Regions from separate parts of the Mus musculus genome. Here region 1 is linked to region 2. Evidence: chromatin loops called from intact Hi-C (ENCODE). Cell type or tissue: left cerebral cortex. All regions are shown on one strand. Each heading gives the region's core, and the rest is flanking DNA. Links, peaks and the distances in the headings are about the cores only. Region 1 overlaps Gm13264 (a long non-coding RNA gene). Region 2 has its middle 94 kb from the start of Gm31729.

What was found. A loop is a pair of places that touch in the nucleus more often than their neighbours do. Peaks named below come from ENCODE experiments on the same cell type or tissue, not always from the same donor. Only the 100,000 strongest peaks of a DNase experiment are listed, where the experiment ranks them.
Region 1: it touches region 2 in a loop (3-fold over the local background); 2 of 42 quality-filtered maps call a loop at or near these places.

Annotation. Positions count from the first base shown.
Region 1 is chr2:11,050,671-11,067,311 of GRCm38, forward strand. Gm13264 (a long non-coding RNA gene) reads left to right here. Exons shown (of 4, transcript XR_374005.3): 4 at 7,752-9,459. Among named protein-coding and RNA genes, the nearest start is that of Gm13264, 22 kb to the left of the region's middle. In left cerebral cortex, for the core only: CTCF peaks have their summits at 9,213 (motif pointing left) and 9,418; a DNase peak (open chromatin) is centred at 9,210.
Region 2 is chr2:10,911,710-10,928,350 of GRCm38, forward strand. No RefSeq gene overlaps it. Among named protein-coding and RNA genes, the nearest start is that of Gm31729, 94 kb to the left of the region's middle. In left cerebral cortex, for the core only: a CTCF peak has its summit at 8,448 (motif pointing left); DNase peaks (open chromatin) are centred at 9,264 and 9,911; H3K4me3 peaks cover 372 bases.

The DNA of each region.
Region 1 (16,641 bases), core at 5,180-13,179, 140 kb after region 2:
CTGATGATTTGTGAACAAACCTATACATGGTGTTTGGCTTAGTCATGTTTTTGTTTGACTGCACTTATATATCCCATTTCCTTGTGCCTGAGTAGAGCCTTTCATATCAACTAAGTAAAGTGATAGCTAGATCTTAAAACAAAAATCAGGATGAAAACACTGTTTGGTGCTAAGATATATTTTATTACACTTGATGTAATATTCACTAAGACAAGAGAGCAAATATAAAAATATTATATTTCACTAAATGAATAGGCTTCTCAGTGCATTGGTTTAGATGGCTTTTATAAACCCACTGTAGCCAAAACTAATGACTACCTCTGACCCACTGGATCTACTGATCCACTGTCTAATTATGGTGCACTTTCTCCTCTTTGGAGCAGAAGACAGCAGTAGTCAAGTCATTAGCAAGAAACGCGGGGACAGCATATTCTCTACTCTGGGTGACGAAGCTGAACCTCACGGAGTGATGGATGAGGGAAGATATTTTCTCCCAGGTTCAATGAGAGTACTATTGAGAGACTTTGTCTCAAAATAATAATGTGAAGAGCAATTAAGGACCATTGTGGACCTCTAGCTCTCTCTCTCTCTCTCTCTCTCTCTCTCTCTCTCTCTCTCACCTACAAGGTCCCATTCAGATAGTGAGTGATGACCTCTGATTTCTCTTTCAGTACTGGTTCCAAACACAGGGCCTTGAGGAGCCGGCCAAGCAAATACTTCCCCACTGAGTTATAACCTTATGCTTTAACCCTGACTTCTGTCCCACATGGTGACAGGTTGGGCTCTGCCATAGCCAGTGTCATATCTGAAACATGCAGCTTTGGCATGTTGTTGAACATGAAACATTTGCCAAGCAAAATAAAATTCTCTACTCTTGCATCTGGGAGATCTCTTGGTGTTTTAGAAGGTGATTCTGAAGCCATTTTCTCTTCCTTTTCCCCACTGACCACTAATAAGAAATTAAATTCTTTGTACTTTTTACAAATAAAAATTAAGAGCTCCTTTGACTAACCCTGCAGGAAAAACTAATTAGGCAAACTAATCTTCAGGACAGTAGCAACTGCTGCAGCATATTGGTCAGGCTCCTTCATATTCCCCTGGCTTTGTCTCTCTGAGCATCCGTTCCTGGGTCTGCCCTCGGATTCTGGACTGTTCCCAACAAGGGAAGAAGCCGCCAGAATTCCTGTTCTTCCTGTTAACACGCTTAGGTTAGTGATCCTAAGAGGGAGTCAGAGTGCCTGTATCATATATTAATTTTACTCAGTCCACACGGTTGAGCTTCCGTCTCAGCATCTCTATCTAACAATCAAACACTGGCTCGCTGATGAGGATCAATGCTCCCTGGGAAATGGTCTAACTCTGCTTTCTGAGGAAGACCATCAGGACTCTCCACAGCCTGCTTACCGTGACCTTTTCCAGACTATGGCAGAACAGAGGCGGTCACACCTCGTGAACCCATTTTATCCCAAACAATACCACTTAGAACGGTTTATCAGAGGGAAGACAGTCTGAAGCCATGAGGACTCTTCATCTTGGTTGCCTATTGTGGGTAGATAATTTTGTGTTCATGTAAAATCTCTAATTCGATAGATGGTTCCACATTTGTGTAGAAATGTGTTTGGTCTGTCATGTGTCTTACAAGCCTGCTAAACTCATGTATTCATTGTCCTTTATTACTTGAAGAAAGTCTCCCTGTGCTTCTCCTTCTATTTCTTTTCTAACTTCAATTTTGGTTTGTTTCATGTCTGTTCATAGTTGCCTTCAAATTCCTTGTGATGTTAGCTATAAGAGTCTCATTGGATATTTCTAACATCGTTCTTTTGTTGTTGCTGCTTTTGAGATTGCGGTCTCATGAAGCCCAGGCAGCCCTTGACCTCTTTATGTCTCATGTCTTTATGACACATAAAGAATCCTTCTGCCTCTACGACTGCAGGCAGGACTGTAGACTGCCATGCCTTGTTTATCTAGTGCTGGGGTTGGACCCAGGGCTTTGGGAATGCTAAGCAAGCATCTAAAAACTTAGTTACATGCCCAGCCCACCTATGTCCTTTTAATATTGGTGTCTAGTGGTCATCTGTTTCCAATTGAGTTGACATTTTCCTGGATCCTGACATAAGAAGTGATTTTCTCTTATACTGTGAACATTTGAAGCATTATAGTATGAGACCCTGTATGCTACTGTATCTTCTGTTTTATCTGTCACCCTCTAACACTCTGTCAGGAGCTTAAGGGAAACACGGCATTCTTACACTCTACTCACAGACACATTGGAGAATATGTTAGTTGGCTTTCTGCTCAGCAGGTAGAATGTCTGGTGTAGGAAGAGCACCTTGACTGAAGGAGCACATGGAGAAGAAGGTCCTTCACCTCACAGCAGACAGCGGAGGGGCCCAGGACCAGGCATAGCCATCAAAGGTGCCCCAGGTGACTCACTTCCCCTAAGAGGCTCCACCTCCTAACCTGTGCAAGGCTCCCTAAAACAAATGAGAGTGCTGCAACAGAGGTGGCCATAAAGATTTTTTTCAGAGACTAGGGTAGTTTGATTGAAATGTTTTCATGATCTAAGTTGATAAAACATGAGGAAATTGTGGAGATTCGGGATCCTAAAACGTGACTCACTAGTTAGATATCGCTCTCAGCTAAGGGATGGTCAACTGTGGATAGGCCCAGAAAAAAAAAAAAAAAACTGAAAAATATGAAAACATTTGAAGGTGAAAATGGGATTTTTTTTTACAACTAGATATGAAAAGTAAGGCAAATGATAAAGGGTGGTGCTTGTTCTATTTTAAAGAAATCAATGTAGTTTATTTCAATTATAAACAATGAACAAAACATTTATATAGCTATATACAGGAAACTGTTTATGATCTCTTTTTGATAGTTAGAAAGGCAATATTCAAAGCTTTGCTTGAAAATGGTATAATGTAGTTTTAAATAATTTCTATTTCTAATATTTTAAACATTCCTCCGGAGGCTTCTCTGCCCTCAGATCATTTTTACTACATAGTTCACTAAGAATTTTCTACAAAAGAGGAAATAGAGTAAGTAAATTTAGAAGGCCTCAGAATGTTTCATTTGGAACATGAAGTTGTTCTTGTTTAAAATCTGTGTTAGACTGTCCCGGGTTGTTTGTTTGTTTAACCGTGAAATGGGTTTAGAGTTGAGTTAAGCCGCAGCTACTGTAAGTTTCTTTCTTTTATACAAAGCAGCACTGATTCAGTAGCCCACGTTTCCCCAATTCCCTTCTTTGGATGTAAATCACAGCTTATATTTTTAAAAGACACATAGCTCCTCTACCCAGACAGTATGTAAACAGCTATTGATGAAGATGAAAACCTAATCTCTTCTTGTTATAGTTGAGTTATAAAGAAAATATCAATTTAACAACAATGGAGCTTGAAATGGCGACGTATGCAGTAACCTTAGTGCTTAGAGGCTCAAGCAGAGGGATCTGGAGTTCAAAGTCATCCTTAGCCACAGAGCAAGTACAGCCTGGGCTACAGAGCCAGCCTGGGCTACAGGGAACTCGTTTCTAAAATCCCAGGAGGAAAAAAGATTAATTCAAGGGCAACTAGTCTAAAATCATCAATGTAAAACTGTAGACTGAGTTAATAGTCACACACACATACACACACATACACTTACTTATACACAGTCTATAAGACACTATACGTTTAAGAACACAGAAAAGTTAAAATTGAAAGAATAAAAAAAGAATGTTCTATACAAGTAGAAATCATCAATTAATAACCATAAAAGATCAGGATTGGCTCACTTATACTAGACCTGACAGACTTTAGGTTTAGAAAGAAAGAAAGAAAGAAAGAAAGAAAGAAAGAGAGAGAGAGAGGGAGGGAGGGAGGGAGGGAGGGAGGGAGGGAGGGAGGGAGGGAGGGAGGAAGGAAGGAAGGAAGAAAAAGGAAGGAAGGAAGGAGGGAAGGAAGAAGAAGAAGAAGAAAAAGAAGAAGAAGAAGAAGAAGAAGAAGAAGAAGAAGAAGAAGAAGAAGAAGAAGAAGAAGAAGAAGAAGAAGAAGAAGAAGAAGAAGGGAGGAAGAAAGGAAGGAAGAAAGGAAGGAAGGAAGGAAGGAAGGAAGGAAGGAAGGAAGGAAGGAAGGAAGAGAGAGAGAGAGAGAGAGAGAGAGAAAGAAAGAAAGAAAGAAAGGAAGGAAGGAAGGAAGGAAGGAAGGAAGGAAGGAAGGAAGGAAGAAAAAAAGAACAACAAAAACCCCAAAGTCACAAATACGCACTTGCAAACAATCATTGGATCAAATATGAACTCAGACATTTTAAAATTACTTTAACAAACAAAAATGAAAATGCACATTACCAAATCATATAGAACAAAGGAAACTTTTAAAAATGGAAGTTGAAATCAATAACTATATAAAGAATGCTAACAATTCCTATGCCCTCACATTTTCACACCATTTGCATTTACCTGATTGTGCTCCACTGTATTTAACCAAGGCTGTCTGCATGGGTGTGGGTGGGAGCTATTTACTTGCCTAAGGGCAACTTCCCAGTGTCTACCATTGAGGAGTATAATTCCCCTCCTACTAGCAACCTTCACCATCACTACCTTTAGCCCTCCAGGGTAAGGTAGGACTTTGGAGCCCTTCTCCCCTCCATGATGGAATGTCAATGGTTACATTTTTATGCAGGTAACCACAGCTGCTATAAGTTCTTGTACACAATAGCCATTTCATATCCTGAAGGCCGTTCTCCAGTGCATCTCCTTCCTCTCATACAGCTCTTACATTCCTTCTTTCCTTCTGCCTTCTCTTCTGCAACGTTCCCTGAGCCCTGAAGTGGTGATCTTGTCATTTTATTGAGGGCTGAGTTCTCAGCAGTCATTTACCCTAGGATCTCTGCAGTAACTAGTGATTACCTCAAGAAGACATTTCTCTGAACGATGCACTACTCTATGGGTATAATATAAATATTTTGAAGACAGTTGGACATACTATCATATAGAAATCCAACAGTAGTTGGTTTCCCTATCCAGCCTATGGCCTTCCAAACCATACGCTTTGACTAGGTTTACAGTAGCAGGAGTGAATTCCTTCTGTAGAGCTGGCCTAAAATACAATTAAAAAAAAAAAGCAGTGGCTATCCCCATAATAGCTATGCCCACTATTACCAGTGCGCACGTCTACCTGGTTTTTACTGATATTGTAGCTGTGAGGAGTAAGACTGGTGATAACGATTTCCTCTCAGTAGCCAACTTGCATATTGCTTTCTGACACTGTGAAAGCTAACCAGTAGGGAGCAAGTGCCTCAATTCCAGCTCAGGTCAGGGTTCAACGAAGTGGGAAAGGGGATGAAGAAGAACATAATTATACATATACATATATATATACATATATATGTATATGTGTATTTATGTAATATATTATCTAATGATATTGTGAAAAAAAATCAAAAAATCTTAAATAATCTAACTTATCTTAAGGAAGGATAAACAGTAGGAAAAAAAGGTAAGCTCTCAGATAACAGGAAAAAAAGGAAGTGATAAAGATTAGAGCTATTGAACCAAATCTTGAATTTAAACACAGAAAATATAGCAAAGAGAGGCTGGGGTTTGTTTTGTTTTGTTTTGTTTTGTTTTGTTTGTTTTTGAAAAAACCCATAGATTAACAAACACTTGGCTAGATAAAAAGAGAGAGGATATATTCAAGTAAAGAAAGTCAGAAATTAAAAAGAAAATATGACAAGAGATGACTCAGAAATAAAGATTACAAAGGATCATTATGATGCCAACAAATAGAGTAATCAGGAAAAAATGAGTAGGTTCCTGGAAATGCAAAAATTATTAAAACTAGTTAGACCAATAATAAGTAGGCAAAGAGAAAGCCAGGACCAGATTGCTTTCCAAATGAATTCTGTGTAGCATTAAAAGAATCAGAACTAATTCATTTTAAGCACTTCTAAGAAATAAGACAAAAACCTTCCAAAATTCATTCTATGAGACTGTAGCTCTGTGATACCAAAGCTAAAGATATCACAAGAAAACCACAAACTAATATTCCCAAAATGCAAACCTCCTCCATAAAATAGCAGCAAGCCAAGTTCAGTAGAATATTGGAAGATCTGTGTACTATGACAACGTAGGGTTTACTCCTGGAAAATAAAAATGTCCCAAACCTTTCTCAGGCAACAGGATAGAACATAATTTTTTTTGGTCATTAGCATTATTTTTTTATTAGTTATTTTCCTCATTTACATTTCCAATGCTATCCCAAAAGTCCCTCATACCCTCCCCCCCACAACTCCCCTACCCACCCACTCCCACTTTTTGGCCCTGGCGTTCCCCTATACTAGGACAAATAAAGTTTGCAAGTCCAATGGGCCTCTCTTTCCAGTGATGGCCGACTAGGCCATCTTTTGATACATATGCAGCTAGAGTCAAGAGCTTCGGGATACTGGTTAGTTCATAATGTTGTTCCACCTATAGGGTTGCAGATCCCTTTAGCTCCTTGGGTACTTTTTCTAGCTCCTCCATTGGGGGCCCAGTGATCCATCCAATAGTGACTGTGAGCATCCACTTATGTGTTTGCTAGGCCCTGGCGTAGTCTCACAAGAGACAGCTATATCAAGGTCCTTTCAGCAAAATCTTGCTAGTGTATGCAATGGTGTCAGCGTTTGGAGGCTGATTATGGGATGGATCCCTGGATATGGCAATCTCTAGATGGTCCATGCTTTTGTCTCAGCTCTACACTTTGTCTCTGTAACTCCTTCCATGAGCGTTTTGTTCCCAATTCTAAGAAGGCGCAGTGTCCACACTTTGGTCTTCGTTCTTCTTGAGTTTCATGTGTTTTGCAAATTGTAACTTATATCTTGGGTATTTTAAATGAAAGAAAAAATAACACTAACATTTCAGTAAATCTACAGAAAACTTTGATAAAGCTCAATCGCCTTTCATGATTAACTCTTAACAAGGGGCTGGCGAGATGGCTCAGCAGATAAGAGCGTTGACTGCTCTTCCCAAGGTCCTGAGTTCAAATCCCAGCAACCACATGGTGGCTCACAACCATCCATAATGAGATCTGACTCCCTCTTCTGGTGTGTCTGAAGATAGCTACAGTGTACTTACATATAATAATAAATCTTTAAATAAATCTTTAAATAAATAAATAAAACTCTTAACAACATAGGCAGAGAAGGCTCTTAACTCCATATAGACTGTGTGGAATAACACAGAGATAACATTATAGTCAACACAAAACCCCTCAGAATACACACATTCCCATTCTAACCATTTTTCTTCCACATAATACCAGAAGGCCTGGCAAGAACAACTAAACAAGAAAAATAAATAAACAAATAAATTTAAAACACCCAATTCAGAGAAAAAGGTACAACTGTTTCTGATGACAGAATCATGCACATAGAAAATTCTAGAGATTCAGCCAAGAAACTTAGAACTACTACATTTAGTAAGTTATAGTAAAAAAAATATATATATATCATGCAAAATAGTTTCATCTCTCCACATAAATAATAAAATACTGAAAGGGAACATTTTAAAATGCAATTCCAGTATCAACAAAGACTAGGAAAAACTTAACCAGAAAGGTAGAAGACTCATAGACTTGAATATTGTAAAATGTTGATAAAGGAAATCACAGAAGACAGATATATCATGCCATTAAAGATTAGAATAATTAATATTGTTTAGATGTCCGTGCTATCCTCAAAGTCCTACAAATTTAATACAATTTCTAACAAAATTACCAATTATATGTTTACAGACAAAAAGAGATTGACTCTAAAATTCTAAAATATGGACCTACAGAAGACCCCAAATAGACAAAGAAGTCTTGCTCAAGAAGAACTAACTAGGGGCTGTGAATGTAGGTCATTTGTTACTGTTTGCCTAGCATGCTCAAAGCCCAGTACCTCATAAAGCAGGTATGTGGCTAGTGGCACCAGTCTGTCATCCCCAGCACCCTGGAGGAAGAGCCACGGGAAGTTCAAGCTCAACTGTCACTGCAAAGCTACCTTCAGGGTAGCTTGAGATACACGAGACCAAGAAGCGCCACACTTCCTAATTTTAACGTACATTACAAAAACATTACAAAGCTACATTGTCAACAACAGTATGTCACCGGCATAAAAATGGGCACATACAACAGTGGAAGAGCATAAAAAGCACAGAAATAAATTCCTATGGCTCTCGTCAGCTGATCTTCAACAAAGATGCCATACGGTGAAGGAAGCAGTCTGTCACCTGGAGGTTTATCAGTTGGCGTTCTTGAGGCAAACTCTCCCTGGTCAGAGTAAGAGGAGAAAAGCAGACTCCTTGTGATGTACACTAACATACACATGAACGCAGGAGCCCCTCTTCATACTACACATGAACACAGGAACCCCACAAGACACAAAACTCGAAGAAGGGCCAGATGACTGTGACAGATCTCCCACTTCATGGGGCAAGGGAAGCAATTTTAGGAGAGTAAATGATTTCTGGTGAAAATGAATAAAAAAAGAACAAAACAAAACAAAAATTAGAAAACAGAACATAGCCTGGGACCAAGCTCTTCAGAGGTGCAAACCGCGCTGGGGGCACAATGGAGCAACACTCAAGAAGCACTCCAGTGACAGCCTTTCAGGAGACCAATGGTGCATCTCTCCAGGAGGATGTGCCAACCACCCACCCATCCCCGATCTCTTTTGTACTGATTTATCTTCCCTGATAACGCAGTTTCGAGGAGAGAATTGACCATTCTCCACATCTCTTGGGATATCTCCATTTAGAAAATAAGGGGACATGGAAGTCAGAGCCGGAGATAAATGATCTCGCACGTGTTAACTTGGGTGAGTCTTGCAAAGATTCTGGGGTACAGACAAACATACAATTCCAATTCAGCTGAGGTTAAGCGGCATAGCCAAGGTTACCCCATGAACATCAGCTTGAGCCTGGTTGATTCCAAAATCACTTGATTTCCCATTCTAAAGTATCAAATAGCGTGTTTTCGAGTTGTGTGATTTGTGGGGCTCTGCGTTCATGTATCTTGATTTCTGTCCTCTCCCCATGGCTTCATAAACGTGTATATTGAGTTTTCTCACCATTGATATAATAAGAGTAAATGGCTTCATAATGAGAGTGTTAAACTATTATTGTGTTTTTGCGCTTTGCCTTAAGGCTATGTGCGGATGGCCCTAGTAACACAAGGCAGGAATCTTGAATTAATTTCTGCTGCCCTCTTGTGTCAGAGACTAGCAACGACGCCCTAGGAGGAAACGGGTACCTTGGCTTCGGTCTAATTTCTTTCCTTTTATTCATGGAGGGATCATGCCACTCTGAGAGAAGAAGTCTGAATTCTAAAATTTGATCTGTTCCAGAGAATCTTGGCTCACACGAAACACTCAGTAAAAGAGAAAAGAATGTGACTGTTTCCTTAAAACCAACCATTTCAGTATGTAATGGAATAAAATTAAATCAATACAACGCAATGCAATAAGCCTTCTTTGTCTCCTGCCTTCCATACAAACTGCCTCAAATCGGTTTCCAGTCCTAAGTAATGGCTTTTATTGAGTTACTGACAACTCCCTAAGGAAACCTGAGGAAATACTGGGCTCTGATAGGCTCTTATAGGGAATACTGGGCACTGATAGAGCTGATAGAGAATAGTGAGCTCTGATAGGGAGCACTGGGCTCTGATGGAGAGCACTGGGCTCTGATAGGGAGCACTGGGCTCTGATGGGAAGCACTGGGCTCTGATGGGGAGCACTGGGCTCTGATGGGGAGCACTGGGCTCTGATAGGGAGCACTGGGCTCTGATGGGGAGCACTGGGCTCTGATGGGGAGCACTGGGCTCTGATGGGAGCACTGGGCTCTGATGGGGAGCACTGGGCTCTGATGGGGAGCACCGGGCTCTGATGGGGAGCACCGGGCTCTGATGGGGAGAACTGGGCTCTGATGGGGAGAACTGGGCTCTGATGGGGAGCACTGGGCTCTGATGGGGAGAACTGGGCTCTGATGGGGAGAACTGGGCTCTGATGGGGAGCACTGGGCTCTGATGGGGAGCACTGGGCTCTGATGGGGAGCACTGGACTCTGATGGGGAGAACTTGGCTCTGAAAGGGAGAACTGGGTTCTGATGGGCTCTTATTTTTATCAGAGTGACAGTCTCTGTATCAGAAATGCAGGTGGATCTACCAATTTCTCCTTGGTCTGTCTCTGATAGGCCTTCACATTAGTTATATTGCTTTTTATTTATAATATTATTTATGGTGTTTATCATTCAGCACTTCAAAAGTACCTTCATCTTGAAGAGAAACTTGGATGAGTGACTTTTCTTTAAAACATTAAAGTCACCAATTTTAGGTGAGGGAGAGGTGTCTCAGTGACTAGGGTATATATGGCTCTTACACCGGACCCAAGTTTGATTTCCAGTACTCACGTGGTTCACAGCCACCTGTAACTTCGGCTTTGGTCAGCTCTGCAGACGCCTGCACTCACGTGCACACAGCTGCACACGTACAAATTTAAAAATAATTAATCCTTTAAAACTTCCCACTTTTAGCCTCCTGAGAAACAGGTGTTACATACACATCATATTTACTTTAAAAATTAATTTTTTTATATTTAAAAAGGATGCATTGATACATTAGATTATTGGGGGCTTCTTTGTTGTTATTGTTACTGTTGCTGCTGTTGAATGGTGGTTTTCTTTTGAGAAAAATCACACACACACACACACACACACACACACACACACACACACGCACGCACGCGCGGCTGTCCCAAATCAAATGCCAAATTACTTTTGTTTTTCCATTTCCCTTACTGTCTCTAAATGCCTCACCCAATTACTGCTAACACAGCTCTGCAGGTTGCTCCACCTGAAAAGCTTAGATCCAGCTCTATTACTTAAAGTGTGCACAGCAGAAGAATACCATGAAACAGAAAATGTCTATAAGCTGCGTGTGTCACCAAGGTGTCATTGTCTCTCTAAAGAAAAGAGTGCTTCCAGCAGGGAGATGAACGGACATATTCACCCTAGCCTGGTTCAACTGTTCTTTCTCCCTCTTGGTCGGAAAGATTGGTAACTTTCTTCAAATGGCAGGACTTTCAAAGAATGCAATCAATTTTGGAGTTAAGTCCTTGGTTAAACTGTATCATCTAATATGGTAGCCCTTCACCACATACAGTTGCCTAATTTTAAACTGATCAAAATTAAACTAAACTCTGGAGTCGGTCATGCCTATAACCCTAGCACTCAGGAATCTGGAGCTACTTGTTTTGGGCCCAACCTGAGCAACATAGTGAGTTCCAGGCTAGCCTGAACTACAAAGTGAGGTCTTATCACAACAAACAAACAAACTTCAGCTTCGCAGTGGCTTACAGCATATTTCAAGTGCTCAATAGCCACCTGTGGCATTGGGCTATAATCTTGGCTAACACAGCTATGGAACGCTGATGATGCAGCTCAGCCTAAAATGCACGAGGCCCTCAACTAGGTAAATCCTTAGGAGCATATAAGCTGGGCACAGTGGTTCCACCTGCAGTCTGCAGTTAGGAGGCAGAAGCACCTGCAGTCTGCAGTTAGGAGGCAGAAGCACCTGCAGTCTGCAGTTAGGAGGCAGAAGCACCTGCAGTCTGCAGTTAGGAGGCAGAAGCACCTGCAGTCTGCAGTTAGGAGGCGGAAGCACCTGCAGTCTGCAGTTAGGAGGCGGAAGCACCTGCAGTGTGCAGTTAGGAGGCGGAAGCACCTGCAGTCTGCAGTTAGGAGGCAGAAGCACCTGCAGTGTGCAGTTAGGAGGCGGAAGCACGTGCAGTCTGCAGTTAGGAGGAGGAAGCACCTGCAGTCTGCAGTTAGGAGGCAGAAGCACCTGCAGTCTGCAGTTAGGAGGCAGAAGCACCTGCAGTCTGCAGTTAGGAGGCAGAAGCACCTGCAGTCTGCAGTTAGGAGGCAGAAGCAGAAGTTCAAGTGCGTCCTCAACTGTATACCAACTTTGAGACTACATGAGACTCTACTTAAAATTTTTAAATTAAAAATAATAATTACACAGAGAGACAGACAGACACAGAGAAAGACAGAGAGCCTTTCTGTCATCATAATGTTGGACTGGGCAACCTCATTTCACATGAGAGGTTTGGGCTCTGACAAGATCATAAACTATCATTCAAAGACTGTGGGCTGGTAACTAAATGTTAAGTTTAATGTAGACTAAGTAACATTTTTTTTAAGGCAGGATATTTTAAAATCACACCAGACCAGAAGGGGGCGTTATGACCCTCCAACTCGAAAACTGACTGTCCTCCCCACTCCCCCACCCCCCCACCCCCCGCCCCCGCTAAAAGTGCATCTCAGCTCTGACCAGACTAAGGCACCAAACTAGAAGCGTGGTTTTGCCAAAACAGTGTTTGACAGATCAAACTCCTGCAACACCCTCAGTCTTAGGAATACTAGGATAAAAAAATAAAATAACAGGTGAATTACTGATGGTAAATAAACATAGCGTCATCTCAACAGTAGGCAGAAAACACCATACACTTTACAAGGTCACACGTATATAAATAACAAAACATTCCAGGGCAGAATATGAACAGTTTGGAATATGAACTCAAGACACAAAAGTGACTTGAGGCAGCAATGACGAATGGGTACCACAGGTAGTTTTTCTATCTCAGACTTCCGAACTACTCCAGTGGAAGGGCCAGTTGATGAATGAAAAAAGCAAAGAAAGATTCTAAGGGAGAGCCCATAATAAACAGACTCCCCATTCATGAACTGCCAGGGTCGTCCTGATTAGTAAACTGTGCTGCAGTTTCCTAAATGGTTCTCTGGTGGCCTCCAATGAGCAAGGCATCTCTCCATTTGCACTGGGCTCATCTACCTTGGATGTACAGGGCCCATGCATGGGAAGTGGTCTATCCACTCAAAGATAGAAATTTGCTTCCATAGGTCCATTCACATGTTTAGAGACTTCAGAGCTTTTTTAGACTCTATAGCCACAGGAGAGGTTGGCTTTCAGTTGGTTTTCATCAGGCACGTGTGACCCATGCATGAGGGAAATTGCAACTGACCTTTCGGAAGGGTTGACTGACAATGGGTGACAGTTCTTCAGGTCTCTGGTGTCACAGTCAGTGAGACACTCTTGTGTTCTAGTTATTGCAGTGCCTCATCTGAGTATGCAAAATACGGAAATCATCCTGCATTAAACAAGCCTGGAAAACAGCAACATTCATGTAAGACTCTTGCAAGAGTTGCATTTATTTGGGGGTGGTGGTGTTTGTTTGTTTTTTGTTTGTTTTCAAAACAGCAGAAGACAAAGTAAGCCGGCAAGTAGTCATTGTTGACCTCCTGCATAGATGAAGAAGCTGAAAAGGATGTCTGTGGTGGGGTGGGGTGGGGGACAGAATGGGAGTTTCTGGAACTTACCTTATGAGCATCCCCTCCCCTCAGTGGCAGGTGTGAACTTCATCAGCTCTTACTTTAAAAATAACATCAGCAACAAAATCCCTAAACCACACGAAAGCTGTTTTACCCGCCTTTGTCCTCTGCCCCGGCTCCCAGAACCAAGCCCTCAGAAGTGCCGCTAACGAACCAACTGTTCGCTGGGCTGTCAAAGATAAGGCAACATCGCATTTGCAGGAACGGACATTCATCACCTACTGAACAAGCCAGGCAGGTCTTCACGTCACCCCAGTGGAGCACGTATTTCAGATATGTTAAAATAGATCCAAACTCACACACACACGTTTTTAACAATATAAATAACATTCTTTTATAACAATAGGCCCTCAAGATGACTGTAGGGAACAGAGCATAAATGAGGTTAGCAATATGTGTTTCAGAATCCTGGGAATGCAATTGCTGTTACAACATAAAGAACACTGGAAGCTGTGATGTGATGGAAGTGTAATGATGTGGGGGAAGCTGGATGAGACCTGCATCCTTGTGATGCTGAAGCAGGAGAATTCTTGAGAGTTTGAGTACAGCATGGGCAACCTAGTGAGGTCCTATCTCATCTGAAATCATAAAATAAACTAGAGCTTGGAACAGGAATGAGGAGGCTTGCTTTCTCTGCCTCCTCTCAGATGGATCTGCATATCTGATCATGTTCTATATCACCACCTGACAGGAAACATGGCTAACACTGCCTCTCACACATTGTTTAATCTTTCAGCTTCAGGCACGAGGAAGATCCCAACTGAGTAGCCAAATTTCAAATCAATATCCCACGGAAGGAAGGGACTCATGAGCCAGGTGGGAGCAGGTTTCATCTTTGTACAAGTCAACCCTGGACGTGAATGAGCATCGGGCTACTTTCAAGTAAGGGTGGTTGTGAAGGATTTTGTCAACTGTGTATGTTGTCTCACGAGGGTATAAGCAAACACAGAAGGACTTATTACTATTTGCTTTCTCAGTTGATCCTCCTTAAAGTTAAGAGCTTAAACTGTGACAGATCAATTTTCCCACTTACGTGTTATGCTAATTACCCTCCTAGTTAGCACGATCAGACATTTTGGGTAATATGCAATTATTATCAAGATGTAGGACATTTAAAATTTTTTAAACTAATTAGTTGAACTCAAGCTCATCTCTTTCTCAAATAATTGTTTAGATACAAAACCATACTTTTAGAATGCTAAACAACATATTATAGATTCATAATATTCATATCACTGGTTTTAAAAAATGACTAACTATGCTTTTATTTGCTCATGTTTGTTTGTTTTACTTTTTGGGATCGTCTTTTGATGTAACTCAGCTGGCCTTGAACCCATAGCCATCATCCTGCCTCAACCTCCCAAGAGCTGGGATTGCAGGCATGAACCACCAGGCTCAACATTCACCATCTGTTTCCAACCTAATTAAAAATGAAAATATTAGTCATAGTCTTACTTGCTCATTTCTCCAAAGATTTTCTTTCTTTTTTCTTTTTTCTTTTTTTTTTTTTTTTTAAGGTTTTTGAGACAGGGTTTCTCTGTGTAGCCCTGGCTGTCCTGGAACTCACTCTGTAGACCAGGCTGGCCTTGAACTCAGAAATCTACCTGCCTCTGCCTCCCAAGTGCTGGGATTAAAGGCATGGGCCACCACCGCCTGGCCCCAAAGATTTTCTTAACTTGCAACCTGCACCACAGACACTGTGTCCATAGGTATATTTTTATTCAAAACCACTGTCACCTGCTATCTTAATGAGGATCTATTAGTTTGACAAAAAAGAGCAAAAGAACAAATATTTTGAATAAGGCTGTGTAGAGAAGGCACTATTAAAAGGTAAACACAGAAATGCACAGTATCATTAAAATAAGTAAAAATGCAAAAATGAGAAGGTGTTTCTCAACCAATATTCATCATTCACACATGCTGATTGGACTTTTCCACAGGACGATCGCCCTTAGATGGATCCATGGATGCTGGCCACATCCCCTGCTCCTGTTCTTATACATCCATCAGCAACAAAATCACACCAGATGACAATCAGAGATGATGGCGAAGTGACATCAAGACAAGCACTGCCACCTAGCCTAGTGACTTGAGAATGATCCCTGGGACCAACATCATAGACAAAGAAGAATGACTCCTGCAGGTTGCCCTCTGGCCTCCACATGCACACACACACACACACACACACACACACACACACACACACACACACACACATGCCATACACAAAACAAGCATCAAAGTATATAAATATAGTAAATTATGTTTATAAAGAATTGGCAATGGCTTATTTGTTAGCTACTTGATGCAATAATGTCCAGGATTATGGAAAACAAACTCAATAATGTGCTTTGGGGTACCCAGTGTTGAAAAAGAATTCCAGAGCCTCCATTTTATCATGGCTCCAACACAAAGATACAATGTGACACCGAGGGTCTTACTCAGCAATCTCAGTTCCCACTGTGTAGTCTGCAATGCTGGGGATGTAACCCAGAGCCTTGTACAGATCACAGGTTCTTCTGCTGAGCTTCACCAATCCCCACATCCTTTAATTTTCACCTTTAACATGTAGCAGATTCTTTCAGGAAATATGGTCAGTGCTATATTTTATCATACAAACTTAGATCCAGTGAAATGTAGAACTCTCAAATGTCTCATTGGATAAATTTTAGCCCAATGCCCCAAACCAACCATAGACCATTTCTAACAGTCCAAAATATTCTTTTGTGAGGTGGAAGAATTTAAAGATTTTATGTCTTCAGCTATGTGTCAAGTATAAATCTAGACTTAAGTATTGATCACAACAAGAAAAATAGGTTCAAGAATCTATACATTTGTTAACTTAAATGTTTATTTTAGTGATACATTTTTTTCTCCTTCAGCTAGCAATTCCCCACAAGTGATCTATGAAATTTGGAATGATGAATTAACTAATTTAGAGGGTAAACAGTGAAAGGAAGCAGCCAGTCTGACCAGCCAGGCACAAGGGTCTTACACTTGGGGCTACCCAGGCAATGTTAAATGCTTTTCTCTGGAGTAGCTTTCTGCACCTTTACCTCACTATAACTCTGCCCCCAAGGGACCATAAAATGTCTATTTTCAGAATGTAATGAGTGTCCACACATTCCTTGGACATTTGCCCCCCAAACATCTATTTAGACAGCAAGGGAGTTCAACTTACTACCAAGCTAGGGTGCAAATGCTGACCTGATTTTAACAGCCTTCAAAACTATCAGATG
Region 2 (16,641 bases), core at 3,680-11,679:
GTGACACTCATGCAAGGCTCTTCCCTAAGGAGTGGCAGGTATGTAGTGTGTGGCTGGGTCTTAGAGACTTTAAGGAGCTGGCTAAGTGGCTGAATGAGCATTTTTAAAAATGTGCTTTGCTTCCCATAGATGGGTCTTCCATGAGACCCTCCCTGCCATAGTGGCTGTAACCATGAAGAATTGTGTTGGACAATTATCTGGAAGTTACAAAATGTATGGCATGGGTCTTAGATAACAAGGTTGTTTTCCCTCCTAGCCAACGTGTAACCTGGGAACAGGAATAACAATTTACTTGGATTTTGTTTGTTCTAATTTTGTTTGTGTGTGTTTGTATAGAGTATATCTGTGATGATGTATGTGTGCATGTGAAGGGTACAGAGGCCATGCACACTAATTAGGCTAGAGTCACTGACCAGTGAGTCCCGGAAATTCTCTTGTCTCTGCCTCTACTTCTATCCCCTCCTGACAGCACTTAGACATGGATATGTGCCATCAAACCCAGATGTTACACAGGTGAAGAAAGTCAAAGTCAGGTCTTGGGAAGGAAGCATGCCATGTCATTGATCTGTTTCCTTAGACCCAAACATGCATGTTTGTCTATCACCTACACACATCACTCACAGTATGTGCTTAGTCAGCATCAGTAGAGCAAGTGAACAATGAACCAGTGAATACCATTGTATGGCAAGCTGATGCATGAGCAAGGAGTGGCTACTGAAGTCAAAACATCACATGCAACTAGGGGGAGTTAAAATAATTACCATTGCAAAATTGTCTAAAATGCACTATTGACAAACCTACAGTGTTGTTTTTGTGTGGGCTTTGTGGTGATTTGAATAGGAAACACCCTCAGATTCATATGCTTGAATGTCTGACCCATAGGAACTGTCACTATTAGGGGGTGCAGTCTTGCTGGAGAAACTGTCCCACTGTTGGGGTCAGCTTTGAGGTCTCCTATGGTTAAGCTACACCTAGGGCAGCAAACGGTCTCCTTCTGATGCCTTCAGATGAAGATGTAAAACTCTCAGCTCCTTCTCTAGCACTATGCCTGTCTGCATGCTGCCATGCTCCCTGCCATGATGATAATAGACTAAACCTCTGAAACGGTAACCCAGCTCTAACTAAATGTTTTCCTTTATTAGAGAGCTGCCTTGATCATGATGTTTCTTCACAGCAATAAAACCCTAAGGAAAGCAGGGCTTCTGTTTGTTCTTTCTTCAGTGTAATGGTATGGAAGAATGTTTTTTGCCAAGTTGGAATTGGAAAGCTGATGACATGCCAAGTAGTTGACATCTTCCAAAAGGTGAGAGATGCAAGTGTGACTCAAACATAGTCACCTAGATGTCCCAAGGACCAGAAAAGGGTGACTTGAGCTAGGAAGGAAGTTCATCACCAAAAGGATATGTGTAAACTACAAACCCTAATGATTTTAGAAAGGATATCATTATTGTGAGACAATTCAATTAGATCATCAATTAATTCAAAATAATCAAGTCAAAACAATTTGGTCTTAATTACTGGGTACTGAAATAAATTAAAAAGATTAGAAATGAAGTGAATGACAGATTATAAATACTCATCTCTGTATCTACTTGGAATTCGTCTTTTCCTTACACACAATGTGTGTGTGTGTGTGTACATATACATATTTTTTTTTCAAATGTGATGAGCTCAGACATAATGCTTTAAAATTCAGGGCTTGCAAACAAATGGCAACAATGGTGTTTATTGCCAGGTGATTACAAATTAGAACATTGAAAATGACTTAGTCAAGAAACAATTGGGTCATAGGATAAAATGGAAAGCTTAGGATGGAAAAGCAAGGCAACAAGCCAGGCTGGGAGGTTGGTTAGCAGGCCCAGTAACTGCAGCCGGAGTTGCATGCTTTAACTTTTTGATATTATAATTGCAACATTCCTTCCTTCTCTTTCCTCCATCCCTCCTATATATGCATGTGTGTGTGTGTGTGTGTGTGTGTGTGTGTGTGTGTGTGTGTCTTTGAACCCTCAAAAACACTGGGCCCAGAGGGTAAGCATCTGTAATGTCCTCCTTCCTACAAGGAGATGGGAGGTGGAGACAAGAAGAGTCCTCAGGAGTCCGAAGGTTAGCTAGCCGCGTGTATTGAACAGAAAGGACATTGGTGAGACCCTGCCTCAATCAAGGGGGGAGGCAAAGACCCACACCCAAGGTCATCTTCTGAGCTCTGCATATTTAGACTGATACATGTGTCCCCACATTCAGGCCCATGAATACACACACAAGCTAATCCGTCCTGAAAACCAATTATATGCTACTGAAATAATAATAATAATAATAATAATAATAATAAAACACAATAGCAGCTTATAAGCAAATGCTGTAAGTATTCATGATTAGGTCTTTGCCACAGATACCCCTGCCTAGTGAAACTTAAAGAATCCATTAAGCGGTATTAGTGTGCATTTGCTGTCTAATTCTCCTCCACATCTTTCTTCTCCACATGAGCTGTTTTGCCAGGGATCAGTTCCCTGAATATTTACAGTTTTGATCTTTGGTCCACTGCTGGGCAGGTGGGCAGGTCAAGCCACCCCTGCTGCTCAGCGGCACTTAGAAATCAGCAACTCAGTGTTGACAAATGCATTTCACTATCCCTTAAGCATTTTAAACTCGAGCCAAATCTAGAGCTGAGGAGGAACATGGCAACACAATTCTGCACTGTCCACAAGGAGCTGGCCTAGTTAATGTCGATTTTCTATGCTTTGTGAATCCTGTTTCAAATAACCACACCTCCCTAGGAGGTGTTCCCTGCCCAGTAGTGAGACCTGTCAGGCAGCTCGGGCTCTGACTGAATAATTTTTCCAATCTTAACTAACTCAGCATTTCGTTCTGGTAAACAGTAAAGGATCAAAACCCTTGGGAGTTATGGCCACATACGAGCTCTCCCTATTCCACGACAGTGGGCTGAACACAACACTGACCTGAAGTGAAGGCAATGCAGGTGACAAACTGAGCTTCCAAACTGGGTGCCCTGAATCGAAAACGCGTGTCCACAGATCCCACAGATGACAGAAGTGCCACATGACATACGCAGTAATCTAAGCCTTCTGAAAGTTGATTCTCAGTGGAAAGTTAATTTTGTTTATATTGAGCGCTTGACAAATACAGCATGTAGTTTTTGCTACCCTCGTTAAGGCGGACTGCGATACCTGCCCAGCCTAGGTTCCCTCTGATCCATAGATGAAACACACACACACACACACACACACACACACACACACACACTTAATTTCAACCTGCCTAATTGGCTCAATTGCTGGGTGCTTCTAATCTCTGTTAGTATGCCCACCCCAAAACTCTTATCTGATCTCCCTAAATCTGCCCTCAGCTTTAGTTGCTACCCGAGGCCCAGTCAGAGAAGTGACGATGGCCATTCCACCCTAGATCTCACATGACTGGAGACTTTTCTCCCTGCAAAGCATGGCGAACTCTTTCCTTCCTGCACCTCTTAACCTGCCTGCGGGGAACCTGGAAGTCCCACCTCTTTCCTTCAGCCCAGCAGAAGGAAATTACTTCTGTTATTACTAAAAATTAGCAAAAGCAAAATAAACTAACAAAAGCTGGACATGTGGTTCATTTCTTGAATTCCAGCCAAGCCAAACCACTGTGGGTTCGAGGTCAGCCTGGTCTACCTAGCAATTTCTGGGTTACCCAGAACTATATTGCAAAACCCTATCTCAAAAATAGATAGATAGATAGATAGATAGATAGATAGATAGATAAAATACACTTTCATTTTTAACAAAAAGTATCCCCAACTTAACCTAACTCAAAATTACCCAATAATTAAGTTTGTTTTCAGAATAGCAAATTTCTAGGTACTTTCCTATAAAGAAGGGAAAAATATTGAAGGGAAGCAGGGGTCAGCAAGTAACTGAACACATCTCTCCAGGCTTCAGCAGACAGCTGATTTGAAGCCTATAACAAAAGACATAGCTGTCTGCATAGTGAGAATTGGTTTTCTGGTTTAACTTTTGTATTGCCAAGGAAGAAAATAGGCACAGACATCACAAGCAACCGTGTGCATTTGCTAGTCTTGTTCATGAAGGCTCAGTCCTGTATATAGGTCCCTGATAAAGTCTGATTGGAGGAGTTCAAGGCTCACTTCCATTCATCAATATCTAATACTTGCAAAACTACTATAGACTCAACTCCCCACATATGTAACAGAGCTCACACCATTTTCTCCTCCTCTGGGTGACCTATAACTTTCCCAGAGAGTTAAAAAAATAAGGTGATAAACTTTACTATGTTGAGCTATGCATATATGAACTACAGTGCTGTCTCCACCTAATCTCTTTTTACAATATTTCCCGGTCTGATGTGCTACCATGTGATAGCATCCCATTGGCTTCTCTCATTTGGTTGTCCTTTTCCTCTAAAGCGATTCCTGTTTTATCCTTCTAGCTCAGTGCCACCATTACCACTTTATTCTATAATTGATGAATGTTCTCCATTAAAATATGAATACAGTATAAAGCTCTGCATTCCAGAACTGAAAAAAAGTTCCAGAATTGAAGAGGGAACTTGCAGCGGTTCTCAACCCCATTTGGGGGTTGCATATCGAATATCCTATATATCAGATATTTGTATTACAATTCATAACAATAGCAAAAAAAATAGGTTTATGGTTTGGAGTCACCACAACATGAAGAACTGTTTAAAAATATCTCACCACTAGGAAGCTTAAGAACCTTCCTATTGAATGGCTGAGAACTTTTTAATCTCTACAGGAAAACCTTCCAAAGTCAACATCACCCCTTGGGTTCCATTCTTAGCTCCCTCCACCGCTAACTAATCATTTCATTAAGACCAATCCATAAAACTAGAATGTGGTGCCACACTACACTGGAGCTTAAACTAACTCTCAAAATGTCTCAGTATTAGTTGGTGCATCTTTCTTTCCTTTCTTGACATCTTCCAGAGGCGCTCCAAACTTCTCTCCTTTGTGAATAGTCTCACAACTCCAGATTGCTCTCCCATTTCACCATAAGCTCTGTCTACTAGGAATTTCCTAGTGTTGTGCTTCATAATGCCAGACCAAACAATTGATTATGCACTGCCTCCTGTTTCCTCTATTTGATGTTCATTGCCCTCTAAGAATTCTTATGCAGTCCACATGACCACAGTTCTGTCTGCTACATTTTTGATAATTACTCTAGTCTCTGGCATTACATTGGAAATATCAAGTATGATTTGTATCTGTTGGATAGTAATAGTCCGATGTCTATTTTATAAATGTCTTTCTTTTCTTCCCAGATGGGACTTAAAATGAGAGAAATCACACTCAGGTGATCATGATCTCTTAGAATGTGACAGTACATGGAAAGCGGCAGAAAAAAAAAAATCAGATCAGTAAAGTACTGACTGCTCAAAAGGGCTTGTTCCCTAATCCTATATGTGAGTGTTGTTTCCAAGGTGATGAACTTGAAAGAAAACAATAACGCAAAGTGATATTGCTGTGTTGCTTGGTGACAGTGTCACTGCAATTAGGGGTGGATCACACTTCTCAGCCCACTGACCACCTAGGCCACTGGAAGGCTCAAAGAAATTCCCACCCATAGTCTGCAGATAAATGAACCTGAAACCTAGGAATGCGAAAGAACTCAGGCAGAGGCAGGTTCTCGGGTGTGCAGCTTAGCCAGTGAGCAGAGCAGGGACATGTGTTTGGCTTGTTCCTCTGCTGTTCTCATCTTGAAGCCCTTCCTAGTTTCTCAAAAGCAAATTGCACTAAGACCTACAACTTACACAGCTGTTTGTAACTATAGACGCATGTGAAAGGCTCTGGGGACAACGTGGCAGCCAGACTGAGTCTCTTCCTTTCTCAATACTATGACTTCACTCTATGCCCCTGGCAATGGTCACTTAAGGAAAATAAGGCTTCACTTCAAAATACAAAAGATAGCAAAGAATCACAACACTCAAAACTCAGATGATTTTGAAAGCATTTGTCTTTCTGAGATATTCAAAGGGTAATATGACAGGGTTCAAATCAGGTAAAGAATCTTCAATATAAATTTCAAAATATTATCTGAATTCTTCTAAAAAAGAAGGGGGTTCTAGGTTTTCACTCAGAATATATAACAACTAAACTATTATGCTTGGTCCCAGATAAATATGCAAAAGCACAGAAGAAATATCTCAGGTGACTTCGGCAAATGAATGAATATTTATGTTTTCCCCCAAGACCTAGCATAGTTGAGCATGGGGTATTTAATGGACGGCCAGTCCATTTCTACAGGAGCAGGTAGACTTTTGTGGTGGGATTGTTAGTAGTTATGTAAGAGAGACACTTGTGGGCAAACTCCCACATTAGCATACTTTCAGAAGGTTGCAGCTCAAACTTTGAGTCTAAGCATACTGAGAAATAGACACGTCCATCCTCTTTGCAATGCAAGTTCAATATGCCCAGTTCACCCCCATCATTTTAACCCCTTCTTGAACATGGACTCCATGACCTCAAACTCAGATGTCCAGGAATATGTCTTCCATTATGACCTTAAGTTAACCCATGTTCAGCAATGGACCTCAGCAACTAAGTATACTTAGCCTGCCCTCAAAGTGCTTTCCTATATGAATATGCATGAACTCCCTGGACAAAAATATCCATATTTCTTTTGTTCAAGGACAGTGTTGTTTTAGACTCTTTACATGCTATAAAATAATTAAATATTGAAATAATGATTGATAAATAAATGTAGTCTTACTTCGTTTTCATGATTATTTTGGCTTTACTCAAACCAAAGTACAAACCCATTGGGTTTTGTTTTTGTTATGTTTTGCTATTTTTTTCAAGAGCATCACACATCAAACTATCCAAAATCATTGCTTTTGATTACAAAATATTCCAGATTCTAGAAGCTGGAAAAAAAAAGTCAAAACTTCAAGACTGGAAGGAGTAAGAACAAAGTTAATAGAGAAAAAACTAAACCGCTCCACTATGTTCATAGCAGCCTTATTTATAATAGCCAGAAGCTGGAAAGAACCCAGATGCCCCTCAACAGAGGAATGGATACAGAAAATGTGGTACATCTACACAATGGAGTACTACTCAGCTATTAAAAAGAATGAATTTATGAAATTCCTAGCCGAATGGATGGACCTGGAGGGCATCATCCTGAGTGAGGTAATACATTCACAAAGGAACTCACACAATATGCACTCACTGATAAGTGGATATTAGCCCAAAACCTAGGATACCCAAGATATAAGATACAATTTGCTAAACACATGAAACTCAAGAAAAATGAAGACTGAAGTGTGGACACTATGCCCCTCCTTAGAAGTGGGAACAAAACACCCTTGGAAGGAGTTACAGAGACAAAGTTTGGAGCTGAGACGAAAGGATGGACCATCTAGAGACTGCCATATCTGGGGATCCACCCCATAATCAGCATCCAAACGCTGACATCATTGCATACACTAGCAAGATTTTATCGAAAGGACCCAGATGTAGCTGTCTCTTGTGAGACTATGCCGGGGCCTAGCAAACACAGAAGTGGATGCTCACAGTCAGCTATTGGATGGATCACAGGGCTCCCAATGGAGGAGCTAGAGAAAGTACCCAAGGAGCTAAAGGGAACTGCAACCCTATAGGTGGAACAACATTGTGAACTAACCAGTACCCCGGAGCTCTTGACTCTAGCTGCATATGTATCAAAAGATGGCCTAGTCGGCCATCACTGGAAAGAGAGGCCCATTGGACTTGCAAACTTTATATGCCCCAGTACAGGGGAACGCCAGGGCCAAAAAGTGGGAGTGGGTGGGTAGGGGAGTGGGGGTGGGTGGGTATGGGGGACTTTTGGTATAGCATTGGAAATGTAAATGAGCTAAAAACCTAATAAAAAATGGAAAAAAAGAAAAAAAGAAAAAAAAAACTAAACCATAAGAAAATGGGGAGGGGGTTGGAGATATGAGGTAAGAGGACACCGACATGATGTTCCTGTAAAAGACTTGAGTGCAGATCCTAGTACCCACTTTGGGCAGCTCACAGCTGGCTGTAACTCCAACTCCAGGACATCCAACAGCCTCCTCAGATCTCTCAGGTACCCACATTCACACTCACATGCATACTTCACCCTACACCCACATAATTAAAAAATAATAAAATAATCTTTTTAAAGGAAATGAACAAATAAAATCTGTTTATTCACTAAAATTAAGAAAGAATGAAATCCAAATTTCACTTCTTGAGATTACAACCAAACATCAAAATCTGATCCCCTTAGGTCATTTTTGTGTGATTGTCCAACAATGTCCACAGATTCCAGGATAGAAAGACAGAAAGGGTCAGGGTGGGGGACATGACTAGGTAATGAAGCTGGCAAACTTCTTAGCTGGGGGCTTTTTCCTGACCTGAAACAAAAGCTTAGCAGCTTAAAACAAAGGCCTTGTGGGCTTTTTCTCCCTCTGGTGGACAAAGTCAACAAGTTCAAGGCTGCATCAGGATGTAATGATTGTAGGTCAATCAAGGTTGGATCAGGATGTGTTTGTACAACAATTGTGGCCAATCAGCTGTTCTGATCTTCAAACTGAGAAACCCTAAATTAGGGGAGGAAGATCCTTCAAAGACTTGAAAAGCCCCAGCCCTGGATTTGCTTCCACTCTGATTTGTGAAGAGTATTTTTCTCTGCATGCTTGTTCCCTCTCTGTCTGTCTTTGTCTCTCTGTCTCTGTGTGACTTTATGTGTGTGATATGTGTGTGTGTAGTGTGTGTGTGATGTGTGTGAAGTGTGTGTGATGTATATATGGTTTATGTATGGTGTGTGTGGTGTGAGTGTGTGAAGTGTGTGTGATGTATATATGGTTTATGTATGGTGTGTGTGGTGTGACTGTGTGTTTATTTGTGTGTGTGTGATGTATGTGTGTGTTTGTGTATGTGTATGATGTGTATGTGTTATGTGTATGGTGTGTGTGGTGTGAGTATGTGTGTGTGTTTCCTAACTCCTAATAAAAGCCTGCCTTTACTGGCAAAAGAAGAAATAAAGTAGAGATATAGGAGATCTAGAAGAAAGAAAAATGTACCCATTAATATCGTAACACTATAAAGAGAGTTACTACTTCTGCCAAACTCATTAACATTCTGTAGGAAAACTTACAAAAGCACTTTGCACGTGTTAATTTAGTAATTGCAGTAGTCCGGAAAGAGCGATTCTGCATAATTTACAGGATGAGGGAACTGGTGCACTGGAGGACTTCAGTAGTCTGATCGCAATCACACAGCTAGAAATAAGGTTGAGGTTCTTCCAGGTCAAAATCTTAAGTACTATAGAAAATGTCTAAGTCTGTCCTCATAGCTTCAGGAATGGAGGAGAGAGGTGCTTTTCACACCAGGCTTGGTACGTAAGAAGCACACCAGTAGTCCCTAAAGTCTAAAGTGCAAGGACACTGGCCTCTCTGAGGGCCACACCTTTATACAATTCCCTATTTCTCACCCAGTGTCCTCCATCCTGGACCTCCAATCAAGGTCTTTGCAGATCCCCTGCCTCGTTTGCTTCTGAAAAGGACCAGGAGTTGGGGGCCACAGACACCCCCTCTCATCACCTCACCCCATGTTTTGACTCAGTACTTTCCTAGCAGCCCTCCTGTTCACAGCCCCATCCCCACCCCCAGCCTCAAGATCCGTTCAAACACCTTTTATTGAGACAGCCACAACAGTGAGAACACTCCCTCTCTGGCCCTGATCCCCTTGACTCCAAGGTGATTTCTTAAAACAGCAGAATGCAACAAAGCACCAGCCTTCCCCAACTTGAACCCCTTTCTTGGACCTGCCCAGTAAGTGGTTAAAGGCTTAGCTCTTTCATTCCAGCTTAGATGTAATGAACTCCTCCGCATTTGGCAGCTCACTCTCTGCAGCTCAGCTGAGCTCCTGACAGAGGTCTGTTTCTTTTTGTTTTCTTGTTCCAGGCGTTTAATGAATGTCACAGTAGATGAAACAAATGCGTCTCGAATACCAAAGGGAGGGTGCCGGTGAACTGGCTTTCTTTCCTGTATCAGCTCCATTCCTGGTTTGGGATGGCAGTATTTGTTGTAAGATGTTACGAAAACCCGCGGAGGAAATGAGTGCGAGAATTCCCAGACCAGATGCTTAAGGTCTCATAACTAATTTGTTTGCAAGATCCCTGCCACTGGCAGGTGATGCTGCCTTCCTCCAGCCTCCGCGAACATGTGTGATGAAATTTAATAAGAGCATCATTTTTTGTAACCTGAGTGAGCACCATTCACTGGCCTCTGTCACCAAGCAGGATGCTAGGCATCAGCCTCTGAGCTGGGGGCTTGTCAATGATGAATATTGTCTTAAGAGGGCTGCAGTTTCTTTCCTGATGTTTTTGTGTTTCACGGAACTGAACCCAAGCTCAATTTCTCCAAATGAAGTCCGATGTGCTTTTAAAGACAGTCCTCAAAGATGATTTTTGGTTCTTATGAGAACCAAGCTGCCTGCTGGGGCTAGATGACCTAGGGTGGGGTGGTACCCAAGGCCAGGCTTTCCCTTCTCTGAAGAGGAGATGGGGGTAAGGGGTCAGGCAAGGGATCTGTAAGGGCAGGGCAGGACTAAGAGGAGAGGAGGGGGCTACAACTGAGATGTAAAGTGAATAAAAATTATGAAAAGGAAGGAAGGAAGGAAGGAAGGAAGGAAGGAAGGAAGGAAGGAAGGAAGGAAGGAAGGAGAGAGAGGAGAGAGAGAGAGAAAGAAAGAAAGAGAGAGAGAGAAAGAAAGAAAGAAAGAAAGAAAGAAAGGAAGGAAGGAAGGAAGGAAGAAGGAAAGAAGGAAAGAAAGAAAGAGAAAGAGAAAGAAGGAAGCTGCTGTTTCAGCCAGCAGACGAGTGGCAAACACAAGATCAGTATGCGTATCTGGAAAAGCAGCAGTGGATCATATCAGTATCTTTTTCCCCCTCCAGTTTCTCTCACTTGTGTTGGCGCTGCAATATCTCTTATACCATGTAATCGTTAATTAGGGGAGGGAGACCTTATTAATGCAATTTTGTAAATGAGATGAATATGACCCCAAAGGGGGCTATAATCATTTATACTACATCCGTAGCTTAGAGATAAAGGCAGAAGTTAACCCATTAGGGTCTAGCTCCAAGGTTCATCATCATTTCATTCACATTAGTCTTGCTACTTCCAATGATGCAATAGAATTGCCTGGTAAAGAACTAACTGTGCGGTTATTTAATGAGATGAATGGATGCTCATGAGTTCAATTCCCAGTACCCACACGGCAGCTCACGACTGCTGTCACTCCAGTTTCAGGAGATCTGAAACCCTCACACAGACATACATGCAGGCAAAACACCAATACACATAAAATAAAAATAAAGTCCTAAAAAATATAAAGCTCCTCCATTAAAAAAATAATAAGGTAGCAAGTTATTGCGGAAGCTGCCTGGCTCTGGATTCTGATCTCTATATGTGCATACATGAAACACATGTGCATACATATACATGAATACACACACATGTGTGTGAGAGAGAGAGGCAGGGAGGGGGAAGAGAGAATAGATCCATAATTCCCAAAAAGCCCTAGGAAAGAGTCTGGAAGGTAACCACAATTGGAAGTAACAGTCTTGCTGAGGGCTCAAGTTTCCTACCTATAGCCTAGGAAAGAAGTCACTAAGTAGATAACCCTCCCAAGATAGTCGGGATGGAGGTATTTTTTTCCTTTATATTACTATGTTCACATGGTTTTTTTAATTTTTATTGAATGTATTTTGTAGGTAAGCGCAGATATTATAACTTCAACCAGCAACTACAATCTGGCCACCTGTGTGCTCTACCTACAAACTTGCCTCCTCAAACTGGGACAGCCAAGTGCTTACTGGGGAATGGTTTAAGGTGGCAGACTCTAGCAAAGAGAGTATGAGCTTTCGCACTTCAAACAAATTCCAGTGTTGTGGCCCTGTGGCTAATCTGGGGAGTACCTGAGAAATAGAGTTTCCTATACAAGATGCAAGAAAAAAAAATCACTTCAGGTCCATGGAGTCTGAGAGTTGGCATCTAGAAACTTGCCCTGTCTGTTCTCTCCAGGGGAACCCAAATGAGTAAGTTTTGATGCCCAGCTTTCCCCCACCCAGTGTGAGCCTTCCCCTTCCCAGGTACCCTCTGCTCCCCTGCAATTCTGAACTCTATCCTGCAGCCTGTGAGGTTTTCTTCTCCTGGATAGCCTTCTTCTGCTCCTGTTTTGAAATTAAATTCCATTTGTTCTGCTCATGTTGGCACAGAAATTGTCTCAAGTTAGTCTAATAAAACCATCACTAAAACAATTTTCTTGAGTAGTGTAATTATAGAGTTGGTAATTAGGCTCCACTAAATGAATAGTGCAGTTAGATTACATTCAGACAAGCACTGCATACCCCATCCCATTTTAATCACCCCTTAAATGCAATCCTGTTGGTGGGGAAGGCAGTTTAGATAGTAATGGCAAGCCCATCATACACACTTGCATTAGATTATGTCACCTCTAAAGCTAGGACGAATTGACAGATCCCATGCTATCCATTACATGATCTGTGGTGGGAGGAGTCGAGCGAGTGGGAGGAGCTTCCTTTGCAGTATGTGGGTCTCTCATAAGATAGCTGTCAGATGATAATCTCCTAATCTCCGCTAAAGCTTTGCTCTGCCTTTTCACACCCTATCTTCTGCAGAGACCTTTGACTTAGTACCCCAGCTTTTGCCTCTCAGTTGTTTGCTTCAGGACTGACTGACTTCACGTCTTTCATTTGAGACCTGCTAACCTTCTCTGTGTCATCAAGACGGTTGTGACTCTTTGAAAGCAGATACTACACACATTCTGCAGGAACAGAAATGTTCTTTCTCTTCTGCCTGGAGCATCCACTATAAACCTACAGTCAACAAGGACTGAGTCACATTACACAATTGCACTTTATATCCAAGCACTGGCCAATGGCCCCTGGAAATTAGTAAGACTTTGACCCATCTCAGTAGATGAAGCACTCCTAATGCCTGATGGTCAGTCATTGTATATTTAACACCTACACTGGCTTTAGTTGTATTTACTCTATTTAGTTGGCCCTGGGATCTCTATTTCATAGCTGTAAAACTTACACTCAGGGAGCTAACATGTATTGCCCATGTTCACACAATTAGAAAATGTCAGGGTAGCCATTAGAACTTGTGCTTTCCCAGTTCCTGGTCCCACACTAATGCTGAGCTGGTAAAGCTAGTTTCAGTACCAGGTCTTGAGTCCGTTCTTAAAGATCAAGACACCATAGTTGTCCTCTCTTCTGAGTCAGCAAAGGTTCTCTGATAGGTCATGCTATAAGAAATTATATGGTTGATCTAAGATTGGCACAACGCTTGCCAAAGCAAGATAGAATTCCCATCTTTATGCTTGCAAGGCAAGTATTCTACTGACTGAGGTATTTCCCTGACCTTATTTTTTAATCTATAAAATGGAATTAATTATGCACATGCCCTAATGTTTTAGGGGATTGTGTATATGTGTGTACATGAAATATGATGAAGTGCATAAGAGCATCTTGTGAGGTGGAAAGGATTATGACATGTAAGTTATTATCATCATGACTTACTCAGATCCAGAACCATCAGAGAATTGAGATGAGTTTCAGGAGGTTCTGATGTTTTGTCTCATATCAAGGAAAACTAGAGTTCTATTAGGTGAAGTATTATCTATGTTTATGCACCCGCCTCATTAAGACACCGCAGCCCTACAAAGCGAGAGGTGAGTGGATGCTTTGAGCCCTCTCTGACATTTGCTTCTTCGTCCTGATTTCCCTTTGCAGGCTTTCACTTTCCTCCCCAGTAACAGGAATTGCTCTGTTCTTGGTTGATTGATTCTAGGAATTTGCTGAATACAGCCAAGCCATGACATATTTGCATTTTTAAGTCTGGAAACATTCGTTCGGTTTTTAAAATGAGTTTATTTTGAGGAAATGTATGACTTCTCGAACTAATGGCAAATGAAGTTAATACAATTCATACCTGCTGTGGGCCATGATGATCAGAGATCAAAGGGGAAATAAATCAAAGGCTAAATTCCACACTCTCTAATTGCCTACATTCCCTCCTGTTCATGTCGGGAGAAATGCTTTCTGCTTGGGATTAGAATGAAGAAGCGGAGAACAAATGTGTCTCCCTTTTAAGTTGTTTCCTGTCTTCTCTTTTAAAAACATGGGCTATTTGCATTGCCTCTGTCTTCCACTAGCCACACAGGCCTCAGTGTCTTCTTGGCAAAACTGGCCGTAAGTGTTGTATATGCATAATGTTTCAGTGTTCGTCTTCCCGGGGAAACATGTCTAGCTGGTTTTCATTGTGTTTGCTGATGATTTGTAACAACAATTACATTCTCAAATGAACTTGAAAAAGCTATCAGAAATGAAACCCAAAAATTTCAGGCATAGTTCTACTCAGCCCTTTTACATATAACTCTGGTACTGACTAACAAGATAAAACCCCTTGCCCAGTGACACATTCACTTAAAATATATCAGTGATTATTTTTAAAATAAGATAAACTCAGGACCTGGGGAAATGGCAGGTATAAAGCTGTGTTATGCAAACCTGAATATCAGAGATCAGATGGCATCCATACTAGAAGGGGGTAACTGACTTCACAAAGTTGTTCTCTGACTTACACATATGTATGCACCCCCATTCGCCACACACACACACTCACACGCACACACATGCACACACAGAGACATACACTAATAATATTATTATAAAACCAATAATAATAACAATAATAATTAAAGTCACACATCAGTAATGATAAAATCAACAAGAGTAGAAATTGAAATAAGTCACAGACACACAAATAATAACAATAACAATAAAAACAACAATAATAACAATAATAATTGAAGTAAGTCAAATGCTACAGAAGTATAAAAGTAATGAGATCTCCAATTGTACTATTAGACTCATAGATTTGGTTTTGACTTATGGCGTATCTTCTGTAAGCACAAGTCCATGTGATGCTGGCCCTCTGAGGAATGTAGGGTGGATTAATGGATATTTAAACAAACTAATGTGTTTCTCAGATATGTACTTCATTGGGGCGCAGATTATAATCCCTTGTGTTTTGTGCCATTTCTATCAGAAGTCAGCTCTAAAGAGACAGAATTCTGATTGTATAGATAACCCTGTCTCCAACGCAGTGACCTAGAATTCTTTTAGGATCAGCGAGAGATAATAGCTTCTTAGCTGTTATTTAAACCATATATTATGCTGAAGTTTTAGCTGATGTTTTCATAGAGATGTGATATTGATGAATGGCTGAGCATAAAGTAGTTAAGTATCAAGAATCAACCTACTTAGAAAAAAATGCAAAAGAGTACTCAAAAATGCCAACCAAACTAAAAAACACAAAAAGGTGTTTGCCCAATCCACACCCAGGAGGTAAGAATGTTTACCAGAAATATATCTAATGATTATATTACAGGAAGATGGTAAATGGAGATCATCACTAGTTTAGAAAGCCCATTATTAGAAATGAATATTCCCCAGAATTCCAGTTGACTTTGCAAGGGCTCTGCACAAATGTTCTGTAACAGGGGCTCTACAATAAAGATATGCTCCCTGACTCAAAGACCTGATAACTAGGACAGAAAATTAGAGTTAAGAGTAATTAGAATTCACGTGTGAAAATGTCAAGAAACAGTTTTAATTAATAAAATAATATGTTTACAAAATACATAAGTGAATGTAAACAACTTATAAGGAAAAAACTGACGCTGGGCGTGTTGTCGCACGCCTTTGATCCCAGCACTCGGGAGGCAGAGGCAGGCAGATTTCTGAGTTCGAGGCCAGCCTGGTCTACAAAGTGAGTTCCAGGACAGCCAGAGCTACACAGAGAAACCCTGTCTCGGAAAAAAAAAAAAAAGAAAAAAAAAAAAAAGATGAAGAAAAGAAAAAAGAGAAAACTGAAGAATATGATTAAATGCCTGAGTTTAAGCTCCATCAAGTCATATACATATTAAATATGTATTTATTTGCTTTCCCAAAGATATATGGGGGAAATAAAAGATCTTAGACCAGCGTTTCATTAGAAAGCATTGCACAGAAGACTTTTTCATGCTTAATCCCGGTCTCTGAGAATAAACGTGAAGACAGGAACTAAAACCCTCAAAGGACAAGTGACCCAAGAAGATGAACACAGAACAGGGGTCACAGGAGCTCAAAGTGCCGCTGTCATGGAGTTAAGGAGAGCAGGCCCGTCCAGAGAGGGAGAGTTCAATATTTCTGAGAGAGATGACTTAGTGGGGAAAGTTCCAGAAGCCTAGAGACCAAACAGGAAATGGGGAAAATTTTAAAGGAAATCTGACCTTGATTAGGTAATGTGGAACCATTGTCTTATAACATGATAATCGCTGAACTATGATTTATTAGAATAAACTGTGTTTGATTTTTATTTATTTATTTTAGAAAAAGAAATGAATGCAATCACGGCTCGTGTTTGTAATCACAACACTTGGGAGGCCACAACTGGGGCATCATGAACTTAATGTCCACCTCAGATGTTTTGAAGTTGAAGTCTGGGGTACAGAAGAGAGATGGGGTGGGGGAGGAAGAAGAAGATGGAGAAAGGGAACAAGGGGTAGATGGATAAAGAAAGTCTCAGAGA